2 separate regions of the Homo sapiens genome follow, and region 1 is linked to region 2. Evidence: chromatin loops called from intact Hi-C (ENCODE). Cell type or tissue: IMR-90. All regions are shown on one strand. Links, peaks and the distances in the headings refer to the core of each region. The heading gives the core; the rest is flanking DNA.

Region 1 (5,384 bases), core at 134-5,133, 89 kb before region 2:
ACGGTAAGAGGCATAGAACAGAGGCAGCAGTGAGGCGACTTGATCTTCAGCCAGGTCTTCTTTTCAGATATAAAATCTGACAGCCAGCGAAACATTTCCCTTGTCCACTCCCACTGTTGTTCCCTACGTGTAGCTGCCTTCTATTTGGGGTTTTCAAGTTCTCTGTGATCCTTTAGCAAAACTGCTCTTCTTGTCGGAAGGCTGGCCTCAGAAATGCTGGCTGGGCAGTGCCAGTCAATACAGGTTCAAATTCTGATTCCATATTCAGAATCTGGGACCTGCCCACCCAAAGGGCCAAATAAACTTGGTTTGCTCCACAAAGAATCCTGTGAACTGGGTGCAGGAGAACCTTGAACCTACCCCAAGAAACCCGACTGAGGTTCTACAGTCTTAGCCGTCTTCATTTGCATTCAGTGTTTGTTTTGCAAATAAGGATTGTGCTATGAAGCTGAATCTACCTAAAAGCAGTCATTAGCCCTTAGTCTTACTGTGTATGCTGGAAAGTCAATTCTCATTTTAAAAAGATATCCAGTGCTTTTCACTAATCGGGCTCCTGGCCTCTGCCTAAGAAGGTGAAGCTTTATTTATTTATTTAAAAATGATCTTTATTATGAAAAAACTTTAAACATACACAAAAGCAGAGAGGCTAGTATAATGAACTCTCTTGTACTCATCACCTAGATTTAGCAATTATTGAGATTTTGCCACACCTGTGGATAATGGGGCTTCTTCTGTATTTGTATAATAAATATGTGTCGTTGATTTTGAAAAACAGTGGAACTGATAGCAATTTGGTTTCATAGAGAGAAGGAAGAAATCAACGAAAAATCAGAGAGAGAGGAAATGGAGGCCATCACTGAAATAACTCGCATTTTGTAGTTCCAAAGCCTCTTTGACATATCTTATTTGTGTTCTGCAACAACCAGAGAAGGTAGATATCCTCATTTTATAGCTGAGGAAACTGAGGCTCGAGAAGTAAAATTGGAAAATATAAATAAATGATCAACTAAGAGTCACCTGTTCAGCCAGCATCCAAAGCCCTGATTTAATGCCACAATTTGAATGGTTTCCAAATTTTGTGCACTCTGAAATAGATAATACTATACAGCATTAAATAAAAGAATGTGGTACAGAATATATGTAAAAGATCGTGGAAACCAGGAAGATCATCTGGGTGTTTTGGGCTTACAACTCCAATGAGCTTAGTTGGAAATACTCAGATGATTTAAGCATGTTTTTGGCATGACATTTTTGAAAACTTAAATTGTTTGCCTCCATTATTCTGGAGCACAAAGCTTTAAGGCTGCCTTATAATGAAGGCCAAGACTTGACTTTAACAAATTGGGCAGCTATTTGGGCAGCTATTTGCCATCTGTGTCCTACTGTCAGCTCTGTCCCTTCTGTGGGGCCCCTCAGCAGAGGGACCTGGGTGGTCTAGTGGTCATTTCTAGATGGTGTGGCCTCTAGCCCCTGGGCTCTGACTTTGGAGATAACAGGGCCCTGGACAGCTTGCTCCCTCAGAAAGAATCCTTCCTGAGGGCCTCTAGGGGTCTTTGTCATTACAGAGGCTGCTCCTAGGGCCTCCCTTGGTCTTTGGGAAACTGCCCCCAATCTAACTCCTTTGAAAGATTTTTTTTTTTTAAAGGAAAAGAAAAAAAGCTGGAGTTGATGCCCAAGGAGTTTTAATAGGAGTGTCGTTTGAGTTCCCTCTGTTGTCATTACAATAGGAGATACCAAGCTCCCTTAAATTCAACTGAAGGACACCAGTAATGAGGCTGATTCTGAAGTATTGGGGCTTGAGTTCGCTTTTCTTTGTTAATTGGGTGAATACATGCGAGCTGAGGGGTTTTCAGGGGGAGCCACAGTAAGTAAGGACATTTAGGGGCCTCTTTCCTTTTGAAGAGTCTGAGCTTCTTTAGAAGGCAGTATGGAATTCAAACCTCGCAAACGCTCATTCCTTAAGTCTTTCTTGATGGCTCTGTGTGCCTGGGCCTGGCCAGGGCAGTGGGTGGGCTGGAAGGGGCTGTTCCTGGGCTCCTGCTGCCCTTGGTTTATAAGGCTGCTGCTGTCATACTTGCAGTGGGACGTGTCTTTCACCCCTCTGGACTGGGAGCTTGGGGAAGGCAGAACTGGGTCATCACTCATTTCTGTACCCCCCGGCCTCTAGCACAGAGCCTGACACTAGTTAGTGCTGTAAAAATGCTTACTTCAGAATCAGCTGGGTTTTTCTTTTCTTTTTTTTTTTTAAACCTCTGGTTTTCTCGCCATTGGTTCTTAATGGAAGGAGAAATCCAGGCTTCTCTGCTACCAGGCCCAGTCCTTGCAGCCACTGAAGAAGACCAGACCTGAGAAATATTTTCTTCCCCCTTGCCTTGCCTTGGCCTTGCAGCCTTTAGCTGGGGTGGTTTAACTGAGCTCTCGAATGCAAATGCTGTCCCATCCCCCATTCCTTTTAATAAGTGACATTTTGTTAAATCAGTTATTCAAGGCCTTATCTATATTTCTGTCTGTGCTGGCTTAGTCAAAATAGGAAAGAGACTGAATATTAGATTTCTTCACCCACCCCCTCCTCCTTCCCCCCTTTGAGCAACTCTACGTAAGATTTCTGATAGAGGCGGGGTGATGTGTCCTTGAAGAAGTAAATGCTGCGTGCAGAAAAAATGTAGAGGGCTTTGACTTGTAGCAAATGCTGTTTTTCAGCAGCTGTGATTTTTCCATTTTTCTTTTTCTTTCTGTTTTGATTAGTGGAACTCATTGTGCTCCAGGGTTGGGATTGCACTGGGGGAGGGTGCAGAGGGAACAGCATTTACTGGGAGAGCTCGAGTTGGGGAGGGGAAAGGAGAGAAGGGATTTATTGAAAATATATGTCTACTTCTGCTGTGATAAAGCGGCAGGCATGTAAAAATGCAACCGGGAAATCATTATTGTGGTAATGTAGGCAGAGCTCGGCTTTCTCATTAACAGAGCTTAGCGCACGTGGAGGAGGGGGCAGCAGGGCTACTTTGAGAGTTGGGGTATTCAATAATAGCAGAAACTCAGGGGATTGTCTCCATCCCCGCTTCTCACCCCCTCCAGCTGCCTTCTTTCTTTCTCCAATCAGTTTGTAACCTTTTAAAAGCTGCTTGTTGGATTTTGTGGGCTCCTTCCTCACCCCTGCCACCCCAAAATGCTGTAAGAACTGTTTAATTTTTAAAGTTAGAGGGAATTAAAATACATTTTCTCTTGGGAATTTGAGGAGAATTTTGGTAACATATTGTGAGTCAGAGATTGGATATCTTTTACCTCCCAGAGCACACCAAGAAGAGCCTATTTAGGGGCTCAGGAATTTGCATAGGCCATGGGGTATCAGCATTAGGGCTCCAGATCGCTTTAGTAGTAGTAACTGCTATTTATAGAAAGCTTACTATGTGCCTGGCCTTGTGTGGATATTTTAGTCATTTCATTCTCCTACAATTGTAGGAAGCAGATGTGATGTCCACTTCACACTTGAGGAAACTGAGGCTCGGGGGGTTTCAGCAACTTGTTTAAGGACAGGTGCTGCGTGGCGGAGCTGGTATCCAAACTCAGGACCCGCTCCAAAGACTGGCTCCTGATCCTTAGACTATGCTGCCTTTAGAAATTGCCTAGTCACTGTATACTTGCTATGTACAGACCTCTAGACTCTAAGAACCTCAGCAAAATATCTAGAGCTGCAAATGAGGCCTGCCGTTGACAGCTATGGGTAGAGTGCTCAGGATGTTTAAGAGAATCTTTCCTGAGTTCCTGGAGTGAGCTGTTATTCTAAGGAAGGTCAAGGGTCTCATAGCCTTGTTAGAAGAGATGAGTGCCCTGCCCCCATCCCTGCCAGGCCACGGTGGGTGGCTTTGCTGACAACTTGTTCATCAAGCATTTATTGAGTGCCTGCCATATATTAGGATTGTCCCAATGGCTGGAAATGCCAGGACAAATAAGAGGAGCTCAGAGTCTAGTGAAGGACCGTCATGTGAACATGGAAATACGACACACAGTGATGCCCACCAGAAAAAGGCAGAATTTCTGAAGAAGTTCACAGGACATACTGTCTGGAGCAGCTAGGCTTATCCCTCTGACTTTGTTTGGGCTACTATAACAAAAATGTAATAGACTGAGTGGCTCAAATAACAAACTTTTATTTCTAACAGTTCAGAAGGCCAGGCGGTCCAAGAACAAGGCAGGGGCAGATTTGGTCTTAGATGGTCATCTTCTTACCGGGTCCTCACATGGCGGAATGGGCCAGGGTGCCCTCGGAGTCCCTTTGTTTGTTTGTTTGTTTTGGAGTCTTATTTGTTTATCTATTGATCTATTTTTGAGACAGAGTCTTGCTCTGTCGCCCAGGCTGGAGTGCAGCAGTGCGATCTCAGCTCACTGCAACCTCCGCCTCCCAGGTTAAAGTGATTCTCCTGCCTCAGTCTCCTGAGTAGCTGGGATTACAGGTGCCCGCCACTGTGCCCAGCCGACTTTCAGCTTCTTAAGGGTATACCATGTCTTATTTATTGTGTCCCCAGCACCCATCCTGGGGCCTGGTACGTACTGTCTCAGAGACAGTTGCCAGATGATGAGGCTGGAGAGGTGAGCAGGGATTGGGCAGGGAGAACCCGATGTCACGTTACGGAGCGTAGTCCTGACCCTGTAGGCAGTAGGGGAGTCACTGAAGGTTTTGGAGTTAGGAAGCATGTGTTGGGGAACGGAATCCAGTCTGGAGGGGTTGAGTCTGCAGGCCAGGAGACTACTTAGGAAAGTGTTGGAAACACAGGGGCAAGTGGCAGTGATGTTGAAGGAGAAGCATTGCCATCTTTCTACGGCATGGCCTGCCATTTCTCTCTCCATCTCGCCTGCTCTTTTTCAGTCTCTAAGAGGCACTTTCACTTCTGTGTCTGTCCCCTTTTCTTCCTTGAGGCTCCTGGCCATGTATTCTGCGACACTCCCTTTCCACTCTCCACTCTGTTGGTGGGCTGCCCTCCTTCCCCTCCCCTCCCATCCTGTGCTCACCTGTGTGATTCCCTTCAGGGCAGGCCGTATGCTGTGTCCTCCCATATCTAAACCCTCTGATCTAATCTGCACAGAAGCACAGAACACAGAGCCTGGGGTCTCAGCCTTCTGTCCTTCTCAACTCGTACCTGCTCCTTCTGTGAGGACACTTTTGGGGCTTAAATTTAAAAACTTGGAAAGAGTTTTAAAAAGGCAAGTAGCTGATATGAATCTAGTCTTAACCAGGATGGCAGAATTTGGAAAAGCACAAGGGGGTTATTTTCTTTCTTTTTTCCTTTTTCTTTTTTTTTTTTGAGACAGAGTCTCACTCTGTTGCCCAGGCTGGAGTGCAGTGGTGTGATCTCGGCTGACTGCAACCTCCACCTCCCAGATTCAAG
Region 2 (5,384 bases), core at 217-5,216:
TCTAGCGAGTAGATTTCAACAATAGAGTATGTGAATGTTCTACCATAACCAAATAGATTATATTCCTGGAATGCAGGAATAGCTTCATATACATATATTTTCCTATGGTTCATATAAGTTGTTCAAATAAAGATATGTAATAACCTCATTAATTCCAAAAGTGTATTCAATCAGTTTTTAAGTTTTTATATACCACTTTAAGAGGAATATATAAAGTGACCAATCTTTAATATTATAAGGAATATCAGGTTCATGCAGCCCACTGCCGCTATATACTTACTGGTGAAACAATAAAGGCATCACTCGTTACCTCTTCAAGTTTTAGTCAATGCAGAGAGTCATAAAATAGTAACTTGGAGAATAAATATTATAAAGAAAAATGACAAAGTTATTATTAACTACAGATTGCTTAGTTGTAGATGAAGAAGACTTAAAGAGTTTTACTAAAAACCCTATTTCTAGATAATGAGCTTGAAACTAAGGATTTGGATTCTTCTCAAATTAGTTCATGAGTCTAGTACCATTCCTCTGAAAGTCCCATCAGGATGTTTTAAATTTCACAAGATGTTTCTATGTCTGCTTGGAAAAATAAATAGATGAGAACATCGGGGGAATTCTGAAAGTGGTTTTGGGGAAAGGGAGTTAGATCTATTGGATATTAAAATATATAGCACTATGAGGTATTAAAATGCAATATAAAGTCTTTGTAATTAAAATACTGTGGTGCTGTCATAAAAGGAGGAAGTAGATTAGTGAACTAGGATAGTTCAGAAATAGACCCTTGCATAAATAATTTAATAAATCATAAAGCAGTCATCACAAATCAGTGGGGAAGGAAAAATTATTCAATAAATAATTCTGATGCCTCATTAACAATTTGGGAAAAATCATTTTGGCTTCACCAAAATGAATTACAGATGGATTAAACAATTAAAGTGCAAAATGTAGAGGCATAGGAAATCTATAGCATTGAATATTACTTAGAAACAAAAGAAAAGCATTCAAAAAGGAAAAGAATAGTCAATCAAACTACAGGAAAATGAAGCGTTTATGTGAAAAAAAAAAAGGGAAACAACAGACTGGGGAAAGACTGGCAATAATATGACAGAATTAATCTTTACACTGCAAAGTGCTCAAATTAAAAAGAAAAGTACTAAACCTTGTTAGAACACTTGAGTAGATAACTAAATACAACACTAAACAAATATATAGAAAATGTACAAATTCAGCAGTAATAAGAAATATGCCCTCTCATGGCTCTGCAGGCTGCATCTGGACCCTTCCCCCAAGCACTGACACAATCACCCTCCAAGGCAGCTGGATCCAAACCCCAATCCCACCCATGCCTCACAAAGGGCCTCTGGCCACATTCCAGCTCTTACACTGAGACCCCTGAAGATCTTCATCCAAGCTGGTAATGGGTACATATATTCTAGCTACTTTTGTGTACGTTTGAAATTTTTCACAATCAAACATAAAAAAATTAAAGTAATACATATCCATTGTTGAAAGCTTATAAAATATAGCAAATATATAATTCCAGAACTACCATCACGATTTTTATTAAAATCCTCCCATAATCTTTTCTTATGCATTTATAACTATGTTTATATGTATACACGCACACACACATTTTTTAAACAATAAAGAAATTATACTACTTGAATTGCTTTATAGCCTGCTTTTTTACCTTATGAGCATTTTTATGCTTTGTTCATTTAGATCTTCAGCATAATTTTAATGTCTGTACATTGTTTCAGTACATGAATACACAAACACACATATATCATAATGTATTTAACCAGCTCCTTACAGATAGATAGCTGAGTTGTCTTTTTTTTTCGTTTGTTTGTTTTTGTTTTTTGAGGTGGAGTTTCACACTTGTTGCCCAGGCTAGAGTGCAATGGCGCGATATTGGTTCACTGCAGCCTCCACCTCCTGGGTTCAAGTGATTCTCCTGCCTCAACCTCCTGAGTAGCTGGGATTGTAGGCACCCGCCACCACGCCTAGCTGATTTTTTATAATTTTACTAAAGAGAGCGTTCCACCATGTTGGCCAGGCTGGTCTCAAACTCCTGTCCTCAGATGATCCATGCGCCTCGCCCTCCCAAAGTGCTGGGATTTCGGGAGTGAGCCACCACACCCGGCCCTGAGTTGTTTTTTTTTTCCATCTTCCTATTCAAACAACTCTGGTGTATACTTTGCATACTTGTTTAATTATTTCTTTCAACAAATATCTAGAAAATCAAAGGGGGTTTTGGTTGTTTTTTGTTTGTGTTTTTTGAAATGGAGTCTCATTCTGTCGCCCAGGCCAAGGTGCAGTGGTGTGATCACAGCTCACTGCAGCCTCGAACTCCTGGGCTCAAGCCCAGCCTCCCAAGTAGCTAGGACTACAAAGTGATGAGTTTACAGGTTTGAGTCACTGCACCCTGCCTGGGAAAGCTAAGGCATTTTTTTCCTGTTGTCATGCCAAATTACTCATTGGAATTATGATACAATTTTAAACTCCTTTTTTCAGTGTATATGATTACCCATTTCACGATAATCTTAGCAATGTTGGATCCTATATTCACAATATTTTAAATGTATAAATCTGATAAAGAGATAAAGATGATCTCATTTTCATTTGCATGTATTTGATTATTAATGAGTTTGAAAATCTTTTTATATATCATTTACGTTTCATATTTTATAACTAAGTGATTATGTCTTTCCCCCCCAGTTATTATATTTATCTCTCACTTAATTGGCTCACAAGGGCTCTTTACATATTAAAGGATTCTAACCTTGGTTCATTTTTGTACAATCATTTGTCCAGAATTGTTTAAGTAGATCTTGCTAAAGGTTGTACGTCTAGATTTTTTTTCCTTTGAGCCCTTGTAATTTTCTACATTTTAATGTTTGTAACCATATTCACTATTTTAAGATTTCACCATATAACACTGCTACCTAAAGTCTGCTTTTTTATTTCAGTAACTTTTTGGTTACCAAATAAGATATGTTTGTGGTCAAATCAAATACATTTTAAAAATATACCTATAATTTGACTAACATACAGTGCATCAGATAAAATTTGGTTGTTTTCCTTTCAGTAGTTTTTCTGTGTGTGCATATTAAGGTAACACTAGCTGAGGAAACCATTAAAGCACGAAATTATGAGGCTGGATGCAGTGGCTCACGCCTGTAATCCGAGCACTTTGGCAAGTCGAGGCTAGAGGATGGCTTGAGCCCAAGAGTTCAAGACCAGCCTGGGCAACATGGCAAAACCCCATCTCCATAAAAAATTAGCCAGGCATGGGTGTGTGCCTGTGGTCCCAGCTACCCAGGAGGCTGAGGTGGGAGGACCACCTGAGCCTGGGAGGTTGAGGCTTCAGGGAGCCATGATCATGCCACTGTACTCCAGCCTGTGTGACAGAGTTGGGACCCTGTCTCAAAAACAACAACAACAACAACACCCGCACCAAATTATGGCTTAACACAATAGAGTTTATTTCTCACTCAGTCCAACATAGGTGTTTCAGACTGGTGGTCACTCCACCGGTGGAGCCCTGCCCTGAGTGATTCAGCAGCCCAGGCCCCTTCCATTGGTTGCTCTTCCATTCCCTAGGGTCTTGGAGTCCCCTGTGTCTGTTTGGCAGATGGAGGAAGAGAGCACGGAGAAGGCACATCACTTTCCACCTCCCTCAGCCTAGAAGTGCTCAAATCACTTTCCATTCCATTGGTGGGAGTAGTTATATGGCACCACCTAGATACAAGGGGTGCTGGGGCATGTAGCCCCTGACTGAGCAGCTGCTTCTTGCTGAAAATCCCACACTCTGGAAAGAGAAGCATAAATATTTGTTGGACATTTAGCTGAATCTGCCAGAAGATACTGTATTTATAAAGCACATGATCTATATAATGCATATGCTATATATTTTTCTTCACAAAATAGAACCATCCTATTAATAGCTTTGAGTTTTAGCATAATTTTGTGAACATTTCCCTGTGTCTTTAAATCTTTTTCAAAAACATGAGTTTTAAAGCCGACATATTATTCCTTGTATTGATGTATCATTTCTTTATTTTTCTATTACAGTACCATTGGATTTTTCTAGATTTTTATTAGTATGAATATTGCTGCTATAAATGTCTCTGCACATAAATCTTGGAGTATTCCTCTGATTATTTCATCAGGGAATATTCTTGGGAGTGAACTCAGTATTAAGGCTAGTGATCCATATCACCAGATGGCCCTTCAGAAATGTGGACTAATTTACAGTCATCAGTAGCATCTGAGGATTTCTATTTCAGGGCATCCTTGACTATCGTGAACATTATAGTTGTTTCAGTTTTTGCCAATTTGATCGTTGAAAATAGTATCGTGTTGTTTCAGTTTGCAAGCTTTGCTTACTAATGCATTTGAACATTTTTCATGAGGCCATCAGTAATCTGTGTGTGTGTGTGTGTGTTTGTGTGTGTGAGAGAGAGGGAGAGAGTGAGAGAGAGAGAATTGCCTCTTTGGGTCTTTTCTCATTTTTATTTTGCAGTGCTCCATCTTTTGAAAAATCATGTACAAGGGATTTTTATGCGGTGTGTGTATTCACTTGTCATATGTTGCAAGTGTTCTTATCTAGCTTATTTTCATGTTTTTGCTTCATAACCTCATTTTCTTAGGTTAAACTCTGCAGTTGGAGCCCCGATGTGTGGTATTATACCCATTGAGTCTGCCCAGTTAACAGTACTCCTGAGATTAATAACATTTTAAAACGCAAACCAGACTCTTTTTCCTGACCTGTCATAGGGTTTGAATGTCCTTAATGTGAATTTTTGTTACCTGGGAGTGAGGGGGTTTAAACTCGTCATCAAGAAGATGGACTTGACAGGAAGGATTTGGGGCACTGGTCTAAGTTATCCATGGAGATAGTGAGATCAGCTTCTCCATGCCCCTTTCCTTCCCTAGGAACTTCAGAGAGGCAGAGAGGCAGGCTGAGAGGTGGCATCTGATGACTCCATGCTTTAACCAAGTGAGTAATAGCGGGGCCTCAGGGGCCATCTGGCCATTTTTCGTGTTAGAGCTTATAAAGAACACATGTGTTGGAGCATCAGGGACACAAACTGTGGCGCAGGGAAATTAAATGTAGTTTTAGCTCTGTCACTAACTAACTGACCATGTGACCCGAAGCAAATCACATGTTCACTCTGGGCCTCATTTACTCATCTGCAAAACGTGAGGGCTTGTTCTAGGTGGATGTGTTGGATGAGTGAATTCCAGAGCTGTGCAGTGGGCTTCTCAGTGAGGCCTCTTTTGCATTCACTGACTGCACTGACCTGCGTCGGGTGGGTGGTCAAGGAGCAGGGAGAAGTCTAGTCCCTTTGGTCTCCCAAATGATTTATGAAAGAAAT

The links. A loop is a pair of places that touch in the nucleus more often than their neighbours do. Peaks named below come from ENCODE experiments on the same cell type or tissue, not always from the same donor. Only the 100,000 strongest peaks of a DNase experiment are listed, where the experiment ranks them.
Region 1: a loop joins it to region 2, with 2.0 times the contacts of the local background. A loop is called at or near these places in 16 of 110 quality-filtered maps.

What each region holds. Positions count from the first base shown.
Region 1 is chr6:42,438,526-42,443,909 of GRCh38, reverse strand. All of the region lies in intron 2 of TRERF1 (transcriptional regulating factor 1), which reads left to right. Among named protein-coding and RNA genes, the nearest start is that of TRERF1, 11 kb to the left of the region's middle. RefSeq lists enhancers at 1,241-1,958, 1,959-2,677. In IMR-90, for the core only: no CTCF peak of the experiment used is centred there; a DNase peak (open chromatin) is centred at 2,649; H3K4me3 peaks cover 387 bases; H3K27ac peaks cover 2,924 bases.
Region 2 is chr6:42,350,069-42,355,452 of GRCh38, reverse strand. The region is part of intron 3 of TRERF1 (transcriptional regulating factor 1); the gene reads left to right. Among named protein-coding and RNA genes, the nearest start is that of TRERF1, 99 kb to the left of the region's middle. In IMR-90, for the core only: no CTCF peak of the experiment used is centred there; DNase peaks (open chromatin) are centred at 552 and 2,422.